2 separate regions of the Mus musculus genome follow, and region 1 is linked to region 2. The links are chromatin contacts, found by POLR2A ChIA-PET in ENCODE. All regions are on one chromosome and are shown on one strand. Each heading gives the region's core, a stretch centred on a gene start or an enhancer-like site at or near the end of the contact. The rest is flanking DNA. Distances are from core to core; before and after follow the strand shown.

The links. ChIA-PET counts read pairs that join two places held with the same protein, here RNA polymerase II (POLR2A).
Region 1: POLR2A ChIA-PET joins it to region 2 with 10 read pairs in embryonic stem cell. The contact joins the promoter of Ppp1r12c here to the promoter of Kmt5c in region 2. POLR2A ChIA-PET finds 5 or more read pairs at or near these places in 2 of 5 experiments (Patski and embryonic stem cell).

Annotation. Positions count from the first base shown.
Region 1 is chr7:4,497,226-4,504,254 of GRCm38, reverse strand. Ppp1r12c (protein phosphatase 1, regulatory subunit 12C) reads left to right here and starts at 2,575. Exons shown (of 22, transcript NM_029834.3): 1 at 2,575-2,989; 2 at 6,709-6,839; 3 at 6,920-7,029. The coding sequence starts at 2,657.
Region 2 is chr7:4,735,578-4,742,128 of GRCm38, reverse strand. It overlaps Kmt5c (lysine methyltransferase 5C), which reads right to left and starts at 2,002. Exons shown (of 9, transcript NM_146177.2): 1 at 1,890-2,002; 2 at 148-349; 3 at 1-7. The coding sequence starts at 257. Gm24537 (a small nuclear RNA gene) reads right to left here and starts at 3,297; the gene lies at 3,196-3,297. It overlaps Gm42369 (a long non-coding RNA gene), which reads left to right and starts at 2,049. Exons shown (of 2, transcript XR_881802.3): 1 at 2,049-2,837; 2 at 2,927-3,139.

The sequences.
Region 1 (7,029 bases), core at 1,326-3,825, 240 kb after region 2:
AGCTACACCAAGAAACCCTGTCTCATCAGACAGACAGACAGACAGACAGGGCTGATAGAGGAATAGATTTATAAGCTGTGATCCTAGGGCCCAGGACACAGCCCAGCAGGTAGATGTGGATCCTGCCAAGCATCGTGACCTGGGTTGGATTAGACCACAACCCACATGGAAGGAAGAAGTAACTTCTGCAAGTTGCCCTCTGCCCCCCACATGTGTTGTCATACGTAAGCATACATGTACAATGACTAGAACGACTAGCAAAAGACATGTGGTTCTGGGGCAGGAGCAAGGGCTTAGCAGTCATCAGTTTTGCTGCTCTCCCATTCAGTGGTTAGAAGGGTGTGCACGAATGCTGTGCTCAGGAACTCAAAACCGGAACATAGTTTTTGGTCAGTGCTCTCCTTCCTTGTGGGTCCCAAGGATGGACTTCTTGCCTTGGGGAAGAAGGGTGGGTGTGTGTGTGTGTGTGTGTGTGTGTGTGTGGTGTGGGGTAGGGTTCACGTATCTCATATCAGGGTTATCCTTTTGGATTTATGACCATTGTTTCCCAGGACTCGAGCTTTTTATGGCTTATTTCTCTGCATAAATCCAAAGATTATGGAGTGGGTGGGCTGCTTTAGTTCCCCTTAGGAAAAACGTTTGTTTTCCCTATGCAAATTTTGACAGCTTTCTGTTAAGACTTTGGTAGGTCTGTGTTCCTGTTTCAAAATGTTTTTTTTATCCTTCTCAAATTGGATTTTTAGGGGAGATAATGTGAAATATCACATTATTTTTATCAGGTGTTTATTAGGTGTTCTTATCTGTTGGAAAAACTTTCAAACCTAGTGGAACATCACATTTTAGACTTACAAAGTCATGCCAGGGGGTGGCTCAGCAGTTAAGAGCACTAGCTGCTCTTCCGGAGGTCATGAGTTCAAATCCCAGCAACCACTGAGTGGCTCACAACCTTCCTTAATGAGAAAACAAAAACAAAACACAAACAAACAAAAAACCTATGGGCTGGAGAGAGCAGGGCCGGAGCGAAAGGGGGTGGGGGGAGGAAAAAAAAGAACCGAACAACAAAATCAGGCCCAGAGAGCATGATACAATCTGAATTATAATTCCTAGTGTCTTTTGCAGCCCCAGGTGGGCTGAAGAAAAGTATGTGGTTATTTTGGTCATGTTTGAGGGCCCTCTTTCTGGTATGCTCAGGGAATTATTACCACTAGAAAACGTGGGCTCGTTCTTGGTCTGGAAACTGACTTCTTAGGTACCTTGCATTCTGAGACATATTTGGAAGTCTGGAGCTGAACCCTTTGGAGGCGTGGCCTTGAGACTACATTTCCCAGCTTGCCCTATGTTATCTGATTTCCTTGAACTTTGCTCGGGAACTTTATCGCCATGTTAAAAGATGAGTTTGGCGGTGACAAGCTTTAATCTTGTTTGAGAACTCAATTTCCCGTCGGCCCTTGGTCTACCTGATGCCTTAGGGAGCCCATTCATTCATTCATTCGAAATATTTTTTATTGCCTACTCTCAGGCTTAGTTCTAGTCATTAGGACTAAGAGGGTCTCAAAGAAAACAAATCGAGTTTACTTATAGCCGATGGGAGAGGGACAGATTCAAAACCAAAACAAGTACGGCATGGTGGCACTCCTTTAATTTCATCACTCCAGAGGCAGGAGGAGGCGGAGTTTTGTGAGTTCGAGGCCATTCTGTCTGCATAGTGAGCTTCAAACCAGGCAGGGCTACATACTGAGACCCTGTCTCAAAACAAAAATAACCCCCCCCCCACACACACACACACACAAACAAACAGACTCCTGTAATCCCAGCAATTAGGAGATGGAGACAGGAAGATCAGAAGTTCAAGGGCATTATTAATGAGTTCGAGCGCCATCCTATCTCAAAACAAATCGTAAAAAGTATGCAAAATTTATTTCTATCTCTCAGGATCCGCTATCCGCTATCATTTCCCATGCGCCTTGGGGTAGTCACTTTACAAAGTACACTACATTTCCCAGCATGCCCCAGTAGCCTGTCCGGCCGCTCTACCCAGATTCCCAGCACTCCCTAGGGACATGTCCTCCTTTAGGCAGTTCTCTTTTTGCTTGTTTTTTCGAGAGAGGGTTTCTCTGTGTAGCTCTGGCTGTCCTGGAACTCAGGACCAGGATCAGACCAGACTGGCCTCGAACTCACTGCCTCCCAAGTGCTGGGATTGAGGGCGTGCCTTTTGAGTTTTTCGTTCGACCCCTTCCAGCTCCGGATTTCTAAACGTGCCTCAGGATATATAGCGAGTCTAGCGAAGACTTCCGCTTGTAGAACCCATTTCCCAGCACTTCTGCCGGCCTGCCGGCTGCCTCATTCTCTAACCTATCTGCTCAAGTTATGCAAGGCTCCTCAATGGGGAGAAACTCCACTTCCCAGCTCGCTACGAGGGGCTTCTTTTTAGGCCCTTGCCCCCAGCGATAGCTACGCAAGTCTCAGGCGGGACTCGGTTACCCAGAGGGCTTTGGGTCGGCGCCGTGACGTCAATATACCGAGCGGGGGCTGGGCGAGCTTCTGGGCGGTGCTTGTCGCGCGGCGGTTCCCGGCGGCCCCCGGGGCGGGCGGGTGGCGGCTGTTCGTCGCCCGGTGCTCGCTCGCTCGCTTAGTAGGCGGGCGAGCGGCCGGCGCGATGTCCGGCGAGGATGGTCCGGCAGCGGGCCCGGGGGCGGCGGCGGCTGCTGCGGCCGCCCGTGAGCGGCGGCAGGAGCAGCTGCGGCAGTGGGGGGCTCGGGCGGGCGCCGACCCGGGCCCCGGGGAGCGGCGAGCCCGCACGGTCCGCTTCGAGCGCGCCGCTGAGTTCCTGGCGGCCTGCGCGGGGGGCGATCTGGACGAGGCTCGCCTGATGCTGCGCGCAGCGGATCCCGGTCCCGGCTCCGGCGCTGCGTCCGACCCCGCCGTCCCTCCGCCTGCCCGTGCCGTGCTCGACTCCACCAACGCGGATGGCATCAGCGCCCTGCACCAGGTCAGCGCCCCCGCCCCGCGTCTTCGCCACTCGGGCATCCTCCCTCCTCGGCCCTGATCCACCTCCCCTCGACTGTGCCATCGCTGAGGATCCCGCCTGCTCTGTGGCCGCCTCTTCTCTGTCATTCGTGCTGTCATCTCTCTCCCGTGCATTTTTTGCAGCATCGCTTACTTCCGTGCCTATGCTGGCCGGGTTCCTCCTTTCCTAGCTGGTACTTGTTTGACTGTGCTGAAGTCTTTCCTGACCCAGGCCTGTGGTTTCGTTCTCCTGCACTCTGACTTGACCCTCTTTAGGCCCAGGTCCTTCAGTGTCACTTCTTTGAAGGTCCATCCTGTTTGTGCCTTCCTCTTCTTCCCGTGACTTGTGCTGTACGTTGTGGCCTCAGGACAGTGTACCACGTTGTTTCCTTGAAAAGGCATTTCCTCTGTCGCGTCATCCTTTGCTTTTTTTTTTTTTTTTAATCTTTTCTCTTACCTACAATCCCATGTCCTTAATTACATTATCAATTCATCCCCCCCCCCCCCAATTTGGGGAGCTTGTCACCTCTTATAGAAGTTTCTCCTCAACTCTCTTTCTCTGTTTACATTGTTTGCCTTCCTGGAAACTTGTAGGCATTTGCTCTTCGAGGAGCTGGACCACTTTTCCTTTTGTTTTGTTGTTTTTCCTTTAGACAAGGTCTTGCTATGTAGCCCAGGCCATCCTCAAATGCAGGTCCTTATGTCTCTGCCCTCCTCCTCCTCCTCCTCCTCCTTCTTCTTCTTTTTTTCGAGACAGGGTTTCTCTGTATAGCCCTGGCTGGGAACTCACTGTAGACCAGACTGGCCTCCAACTAAGAAATCCGCCTGCCTCTGCCTCTGCCTCTGCCTCCCCAGTGCAGGGATTAAAGGCGTGCGCCACCATGCCAGGCCCTTCTCTGCCCTTCTTATTTCTGGAATTACATGGCCACTTCACCTATTGTTGGTTCATCTCCTAGACTTTATTTAGGCAACCAACGTCCTTCTTCAAAAAGTGTGCCCTCTCTCCTAGATTTCCACCCTATCACCTCCCAGGATTCTAGAACCTATTCCACACATTATTTTTTTCCAGTGCTCTGTGCCCGAGAGTCAGGACCATCTTGTGTTGTTGCTTGGGTTCTTCTGGATTCAGGATGCTTTTATTCAGTTAGGATGACCGAGAACAAGATAAGTCACACAAGAGCCTACATCCCAGTTCTCCCTCCTGGTCTCAGTGTTGGTCCAATGTCAGTCTTCTGGTGGGCAGCTTCTTTCATGGCAACTTCCATCTCCTGGGTTGTCCTCTCTTCTTGCTAGGATCCCGTAGTTCAGTTACTGGTGGGAACAGAGGGGATCCTGGAAGGGACGCCTGCTGCCTGTGGAGATGGGAAACAGAGCGAGGGTATTTGACAGGTTCAATTTTCACACTTGCAGGTAGAGAAAAAACACCCAGAATCCATCCGTCCTGGGCTGCGATGTAGCTTGGGTGGTAGAGTGGGTACTTAGAGCTCAGGAAACCAGGGGCTTGGAAAGTGGAAGCAAGGTGATTGGAGGTTCAGTGTCAGCTTCAGCTACAGAGTGAGTTTGAGGCCATTCTCGGCCACATGAGACGTAGTCACAAAAACAAAACCAGTCAATCAGTACTGACTTAATGTCTGTTTGCCTGTCTGTTCTTTGTCTCTTTTATCTTGAGTGTTCTTTCTCTGTGTCCTTTAGCTTTCTTACTTGTGGAATGGGACCAGTGGTCACCTCTGTCCCTAGAAGCTCTGGTGAGAAGTGTCATGTGGAAGCTCCTCCTTGAGGCCTACATGATCTGCCGGTGTACCCTGGGAATGAGTTCCCAGTGTTGTCTGGGACATTTTCCTTTACATACAGCAGGGCACTACTTCCCTGCGGCCCCTCTCAGGGTCTCAGCATCTTTAAACAGTGCAGGAGAGCAGTTCAGACTTCTAGCACCACCCAAGTCCCTGGCTTCTGAGCTTTCTCTTCTGACTGCATCCCTCTCCTCTGCATCTGCTGGAGGCACTAGAGCACCTCCTCTGACAGGACCTGTAACCTCAGGCCTGGCCTGTCAGGCAGCCTTCCAGGTGGGTCTCTCCTCCCACCGCTGCGATACCTTGGTGAACTCACTCTTCAGGGCTTTGCAGGAGGCTTGGATGATTGGGAAAGGAGATGCAAAGAGAGCAGTTGGTTTACAGGGCCAGTACGCAGAGGGAGCTTGGGTCTAGAGTGGGGTGAGTGTGCTGTCACCACCTTGTACTGCCCTGGCTTTAGCAGTGAAAGTTCCAAGAGCTAATTTCAGTCCCAGGAAAACAAGGACATTTGGTCACTCTGTCTGGTGACTTCTGGTGTCTCCTGATTTCTATACCTGGAGCTGTGTTTTCAGTTTTAAACCCTCCTTGGGGCATCAGCTTCCTGCCGTGATATTTCTTGAGCCCCAACTTCTACCTCACCAAGACAGGGATACTCTTTTTTTTCTTTTCTTCCCTTTGTCCAATAATCTGCCTTGCCCAATAATGGCTATGAGTTGGGTCTATGGTTGGCAGGGCTGGGAGTTAAGAGTCCTAGGTTTGAACAGGGGAGAGATTTTGTGCTCAAACACATGGATCTGAGGGAGGAGGGGCAAGTCTAAGAAAAGAGGATCGACTAGAGCTCTGTGTCTGAGGGAGGAGGAGGTGGGCCTAGATTCCTGAGTCCCTGGTGCCCAGCCTCAGGCATCTTTCACATGGACGCCGGTGCCTGGCCAGGCCCTTGAAAGGGAAAGGCCCATCTGCCTCCTTGCCCCCCTCCCGTCACCATGACAACAGAGTAGAAATAAACTGAGCCCAGAGTGACGCCCAGAGTTCATCCCGTTCCCAGGGCACGTGTGGCCCCCCTCTTGCAGCCTAAATTTCCATGACTTCATGCTCTTGGCCCTTGTAGCTTCCTTCCCTCTTTCTCCAGATGGTTGAACTTGAAGGGGGTTAATTTTCATGAGGGCTCAGGAGTCGGGACCCAGCCCCCTCTCTCGACTCAGTGGTTCCAGCATCTAGCCAGTGTCATCAGGGATTGGGGCCAGCTTTCTCCTATGGCCCTGAGTACTGTGCTAGCTAGGGTGAGGCCTTCCTCTCCCCAAGTTTTCTGTTCTAAAGTGAGGAAGCGGGGGTGTAGTGTGGTGTTGGTGTTTGGGGGAAAGATGTTCTGAGGAAACCTGTGCACAGGAAAATTTGGGAAATATGCCCCTGGCCCACAACTGTGTCTCTGGGAGGTGCTGCATACGTATGATAATCTTATTTATTTATTTATTTATTTGTGCTCTGAATGGAAGTCAGGGCTAGGTGAGCGTTCTGACACTACCTACACTGGGGTGTGTCTGCTCAAAGTGCCCTGCCTTTTGGGAGACCATGTCTGGGTTCTGGGACTCCTCCATCTCAAGAATATGTTCAGCAATCACATGCAGGGATGGCAGCCCAACATGTTCCATGTCCACTTTTTTCATCCTGGCTTCTGGAACCTGCTCTTGTCTCCATGAACTCTTCATGCTCAGATGACCCAAACATGGAGTAACTAGGGTATTTTAAGCGGCGGGTGTCTGGAGGCCCCTGGGACTTACATTGAAGGCCATTAGCATTGCTTTTCACACCCTTCGCTGGCCCTGGGTCTCTGGGTCTGCCTTTGTAGAAAAGTCTCCTCGTTGGTCCTCTGGCTGGGTGAGATGAGAGCTGATGGGCTTGTTCCCATCCTTAGGCCTGCATAGATGAGAACCTGGAAGTCGTTCGCTTCCTGGTGGAGCAGGGTGCTACTGTGAACCAGGCAGACAACGAGGGCTGGACGCCTCTGCATGTGGCTGCCTCCTGTGGGTACCTGGACATTGCCAGGTGAGGCAAGGGTTGAAGGGCAGGGCTTGGGTTAGGTGTTGAGTCCAGGCCTGGCAGCTCTGACCTTTCATTGCCCCTAGGTACCTCCTGAGCCATGGGGCCAACATTGCTGCTGTCAACAGTGACGGGGACCTGCCTTTGGACCTGGCTGAGTCAGATGCCATGGAGGGGCTGCTGAAGGCAGAGATCA
Region 2 (6,551 bases), core at 753-3,252:
CACAGGACTGGGAGAAAGGGTATGCCTGGGTTCCAGGGACTTCCAGGCCTCCTGGCCCCCACCCGAAGCTTCAGGGAGACCAGGCTGAGAATTGTAAAAACATAAGAGAAAGGGTCCAGGACCCAGGACCCCCAAGTTCCCCCTCACCTGACATTCATCTTATGGGTGCGGAAGCCGAGGTAGGGGTCAAGAACAAGGCTGGTGGCCAGGTCATCATTCTCGCACAGTTCTCGGGCTGTCACTCGATCAGGCCCCATGGTGCTTTAAAAACCATGCTGCTCTGGCACAGAGCATGGATGTGCCGCTCAGGCGCTGCATGGGGTGTCTGTGGGCCCCAGAGCCTGCTTATCTGCAGGAGAGCACGGGGGTAATCAATATTGACTTCATGGGACTCTATGTAAGAATGACACCCAACAGGTACTTTCGAGTGAGGAAACCTTAAGAAAAATAGTCTCCTGTGCAGTAAGTATTTCCTCCCCTCTTGCAAAACAGATGCATGTCCCCCAATCACATACACTACCTTCCCAGGACATGGACACTTTCTCGAATGTCAGCACACACAAAGACCACTTTGCCAAGTGCACATGTAAGAGACAGGTCCCTGTGTACCCAGGCGGAAGGAAGATTAATTAACTGCCTGAGATAACTCCAAAGGCTTAGCATGGCAGGAGGGAGTTGGGATAGCTGGGCTCTCATCAAGGGAAAGGGGAAAAGGAACTCCATAGGAGCTTCTGGCCTGCCTTTGCTGACCCCCTGCTAGGCTGATTCTCCCGTCCTCAGCACCTCCCTCCAAGGTCACCCTCCTCTGGGGAGTGGTCAAAAGGTTGTGGGTGGAGCCCAGGCAGCCATTAGGGGAAGAAGGATCCAGTCCCTAATGCCTCTCCGAGGACTCCAGCAAAAGGGAAGCCCGCCAGAGGACAAAAAACAGGAAGAAGGGAGGAACAGAAAGGAGAGGAGGAACAAGTCAAAACAAAGGGTCGGAGGCAAAGAGGGGAAAAAAATAGATTCAGAAAACCAAATCAAATAAAATGGAGGGCCAGGTTACCCAGTACCCTCACTGTGGTGTGTCTGACAATTCTGCGCTTTGGGAGAGAGCAAGAAGGCAGAGTGTGGCAAGACACACTCCGCCACTCTGGGAGAAAGATCTGGAAAAAAAACGGTCTGGGTTAAATGAAGAGGGTGCTTAGAAAAAAAGCCTGGAAGCTGGGAAAAGACAAAGTGAGGTGTAGGGAGTATGATGTGAAGGGAGAGAAAGGGGAGAGAAAGATGGAGGGAAGTCAGGATTGGCGGGGGTGGGGGGAAGAAGGCACCTGAGGTTGCAAGGGAGGAGCCCACGAAATCCAAAGGGTAGATATGCCTGGGGTCCAAGGGAAGGGCTTAGCGGTTCCAAGCAGGGTTTGAGGGAATCCTGGGGGATTTGAAGTGATGGAAACCTGAAAGATCCTACGGGTTCGAGGAGGGAATTGAGGGCGCTAAGTAGCTAACTAAAGCCTGGGAAGGTTGCAGAAGGGGGCTGGGGAAACAGAGAGTCAGAGGAAGGGCCTCAGAGACCAGGATAGTGAGACAGGAGTCAGGAAGTGCCCTGAGTGTGACAGGGTAGGTAGGTTACGATGCAGGAAAAGGTGGTGGGGATGGGCCCTGGTGGGGCAAGGAGCGACTCCTAAGGTGCAAGGAAAGTCCTGAGAGTGAGAGAGGAGTCTGCATGGGCTCCAAGGGTGCAGGGAAGGGTACGAGTGAGGAGCGCGTAGATCCGCGGGGCTGGAGACTTGGACCGCAAGGTTCGAGGAAGGGCCCGGGGACAGCCGGTTCAGGGGGTGACTGGGAGGCCGGGCGGCGCGGGGCGGGGGCCAAGAGGGGGCTCAGAGGTCGGGCCCCGCGCCGCCCCTCACCCGCTTCTCCTCCTCCTTCTCCTCAGGAACCCGCGTTGCAGCCGCCACCTCCACCCACCGCCTCCTCCGGCTCTCGTCCGACACAGCCGCCGCGCCTCCCCTCGGCCGGCGTAACAAACAGCTTAACCTTCCTTTGGCCCAACCCGCCGTCACTCTTCCGTTGCTATGAAACTCGCGCTGTTCTTATTGGCTGACTCTCATTGCTCTCTTTTTCCCGCCTCTTCTGGCCCCAGTCGGTGCCCTGACAAAACCCCTCCACGCCCACTCTGTCAATAAATCCAGCGAACTACAGCCAATGGCTCGGGTCGCTGTCATTCAGGCGTTGCCATAAAAATCTGTCCCGCCTCTTCTTCTGCACTGTCCCAAATCAGTGCTTTCATTGGCTTAAAGAGCCGTCGCTCCAACAGAAACTCTGTTTGGGTCAGGTTATTCAGGTCCAAGTGAAAAGAGGGAGGGCTCTGTCAGAGACAAACTTCGTATATTATTGGTTGGCCTTGGACAGGACCACGCTTCCATTCGTTAAGGCCTCCGCCCATCACCCTAAATCCGGAGCTCTATTCTCTTTCTTTCAGCTTGAAGTGGGGCAAAATCCCTGAGCGAACCAGGAAGGAAAGAGGTGAATGCACACACGCGCCATCGCGCTCCCGGCCCCAGGAGACCATTGGTTGCCATGGCAACAAAACTTCAGTGCCAACCCTGCTTAGCAAGAAGATCTTTTCTCTTTCCCAGTATTCCTTATCTTTGGAAAATTGTACCTACAAGAACTCTGTGAAGTTTTCTTGTCCTGCCTGTGAACAGTTCAGAAAGAGACGACGCTGAGAAGTTGGGACTTAGAAGACAAGCTCTGATTCATGGGGCACTCCCCTGGGGAAACCCCTTAATTAAGATTACCCACCTCTTCAATCCTGCAAGTATAATTAGCAGGATATCATAATTACGTCCAAACAAGTAAGCTTACTTTTGTTTTTGTCTTTCCTGAGTTATCTATTTGGTGGGTTAGGATAATGCCTACAGCACAGAATGTTTTGTTACTACAGACTGAAGGAACAACCGATTGAAGTGAGATGGGACATTGAAATGGCCCAGTGTGTAAAAGCACCTGCCCACAAGTCTCATAGCCAGGATCCGCATAATGGAAAGAAAGCACCGACTCCTGAAGGTTGTCCTTGACCTCCACATTCATGCCAAGGCGCGCGCGCGCGCGCGCGCACGCACACACACACACACACACACACACACACACACACAATTGATTAAATCATAGTAGCTTCTCTTTTGAGACATGAGCTTTGACTGTCCTAGAACTCACCATGTAGATCAGGCATGAATTTGCTCGTCATCCTTGCACAGGAGCCATGCAAATCTTCACTGTATCGCTGCAATTTTAGTATATGTGCTGCTGCAACATTTTGTTTTTAAGGAGGCTGAAGTTTTGCACCGTTCTGTGATCTTGGGGTTTTGCCAACTCACAGCTTCATGGTTGCGTCTACAAAGCAAATATCATACACTGATATACTTTCAAGTGTCTGAGGTCCATGCCTCACCACCCTTCTCTCTCCTAAATTCTAAGACAGCTCCCTACCCTAAGCAGCTCTCCGGGTTAGGATGACTATATCGTCCTTGGGTGCTGTCACATTATATGAGATTTTCAAATGGCTAATAAAAATATATTTAAGGGAAAAAACCCCACTAAATAGCAAAGTGTCTTCCAGACTGTTGAAGTATATTCCAGGATGAGGGTATAGCCTGTGGGTATACAATATGCACCATGGGTGAGGCTTGTGGTTTGATTTCCATTTTGAAAGAAAAAGAGATGTGCCTAGCAAACAACTGGGTAGAGAGATTTAATACAGCAACATGGCTACTCTGGCTGGAATACATTCGTGTTTTTTGTTGTTGTTGGGTTTTTTTTTTTAAGATTTATTTATTATTATTATATCTAAGTACACTGTAGCTGTCTTCAGATGCACCAGAAGAGGGCATCAGATCTCATTACAGATGGTTGTGAGCCACCATGTGGTTGCTGGGATTTGAACTTCGGACCTTAAGAGCAGTCGGTGCTCTTAACCACTGAGCCATCTCTCCAGCCCCTACATTAGTGTTCTTAGCACACATCTTTAATCCCAAACAATGACGGTAAAGTTAGTTTGTAGAAGGAGACACGTGTGTTTGAAAGGGATGTTAACTGAGAAACAGATGAAGTGAGGAATCAGAACAAGAGTAGATAGAATAGGGATATGCCCAACTCTCTTGAGAACAGAGAGAAAACAAGAGGCTACTTAAGAGAGAGCAGGGCAGAGAGAGTGAAGGAGAGAGGGCAGTTTTACCAGGACAGTTGTATAGAAACAAGTGTGTGTGTGTGTGTGTGTGTGTGTGTGTGTGTGTGTCTGTGTCTGTGTGTGTGTGTCTGTGTGTGTGAGAGAGAGAGAAAGAGAGAGAGAGAGAGAGAGAGAGAGAGAGAGAGAACAAGCTAGACACAGGTGAAGACAGAACCATTTAGAGAGTAAGAAGGAGCCAGAAGATTAGAATAGATGGCCAAAGTTGGTATGAGGCCAAGCAGAGCAATTCAGGAGAAGCAGAGAAAAGCCAGGTTGAATCAGTCAGCGGGAAGAGGAGGTTTGAGCCAGAATAGCTGAGTTGATCAGCTAGCCAGAGTTCAGAAAGATCTGGAAAGTGTGAGTGTATTCAGCAGCAAGTCTAAGAGGCTGAAAACATTCTAGGCCTAGATTAGGTTGTATGGAAGCTAGAAGCTTCCAGGACTAGGCCTAGGCTAGCAGACGAAGGCAGTAAGCCTCCAAGTCAACAATTAGATCAGATGAATAGAAGATACTTTTACACAACTGAGACCTTGTGCCAGCAGCCAAGGGAACAGCTCAGGTATACTCCATTGAGGAGTTGGGACAGGATGTCATCTATCCAAGGCTGCTCTTTACGACCTTGAGTTTCCTAATCCTTTTCATCTATCTTCAGACTGCAGATATGACAGCCCTCATCACAACATTTTTACTTGGTGCTGTGTGTTAAACCCAGGGCTTCATCCATGCTAGGAAAAACTCTACCAACTGAATTATATCCCTGGAGCTTTTGACTGTCTTTGTTTTTGTTGTTTGCTTGTTTTGAGACGGCCTTTTGGGGCTCCTCTGTGTCCTGGAGCTCCTTCTATAGACCAGGCTGGCCTCCAATTTAGAGATTCGCCTTCCTTTGTCTCCCAAATGCTGACATTAAAGACATTTGCCACCACTGACTTTTTGTGTTTCTGAAAGGGGGTTTCTTATAGCCGGAGTGGGCCTGGAAGTCATTGTGTAGCTCAGGCTGTCCTTAAACTCAGAAGAGCCTCCTGCCTCAGACTCCTGATTTCTGAGATTACAGGCACCTGACCTCATAAGCAGAGGTAAGCTGTAACAGGTCCCCATACATTACTAGACCACAGACCTTAGCACAACTGACGCCATGACAGATGTGGTATTCTGGCCTTGAAACCCAGCTCATAGACAGCACCCTCTGCCAAAACAAGAACTGATAGCTAAAATCCATCCAAGTCCATGGTTCTGAAAGAGTCTCTAGCTGTACTAGTCTTACCCTTTGGCTTCTGCTGCTCTGCTTCTGGCTAACTGCTCTTGTTAACTGAAGTGTGTCAAGACAGGTCATGACTTTTGTGATTAAAATCTCATCCTAAGAACAGCTTGTGGCTACACTGGGATCAGTGTAGTCACTGCCAGCTAAAAAGGACTCTCTAGGGCTCAGTGGTTAACAATACTGGCTGCTATGCCAGAGGACCTGGGTTCAAGTCCCAGCATGTCCGTGGCAGCTCACAACTGTCTGTAACTGCAGTTCAGGAGTACCAACACAGACCTACATGCAGGCAAAGCACCAATGCACATACAATAAAAATAAATAAATAAAAGATTTTTCTTTTGGCTTGAACCCGTGTCCAAGTTGTTTTCTCTGGTGGATCCGTCACAACCAAGCCAAGGCCACGTTCCAAATCCCTTCCCTTTGTCTTGTTTTTTGTTTGTCTGTCTGTTTGTTTTGACATAGGGTTTTTCTGTGTATCTTTGCCTGTCCTGGAAGCAAATCCCCCTCCCTTTAAGGCAGAAATTTGGGAGATACTGAACACTTCTTTGATCTGATGCTGCTCTAGTTAACACATTCCTAGCTTAAAATCTGACTTTCTAACAAGGACATCTTTCTCTGACCTCCCCTGTCTTTCCAGTCTTAAGCTGTTTGTTTTCCATGACTTCTGTGACCTCATCTGTTTCTGGTCCCTCATCAGCCCAGTCTGTAACAAGCTGGCCAACCTCCTGATAAATGTCAAGTCTGGCTTGGTTCTTTTCGGTTTATTTGCTTGAGATAATGTCTCAGGATTGTCCTCTGAATTGTGCACAAGGTGTCCCCAAAGTGATCCTCTTGCTGCTGCCTCCCCAGGGCTGGGATAACACGTTTTCATCATCTCATTGGATTCTCTGGAGCTAGTGCGATGGCTCACTAGGTGGAGGCACTTGTAACCAACCAATCCTGCTCCCCCCTAAGCCCCCACTAAATAAGCATACTATTTTATTTTAAAGATTTGCTGAAGGGTGAAATAATATCAGCCCCAGAAGAAGTAAAGGAGAAAAGATCAAGTTGAATGACAACTGTTCTCCACTGGCAGGCATTCATTCT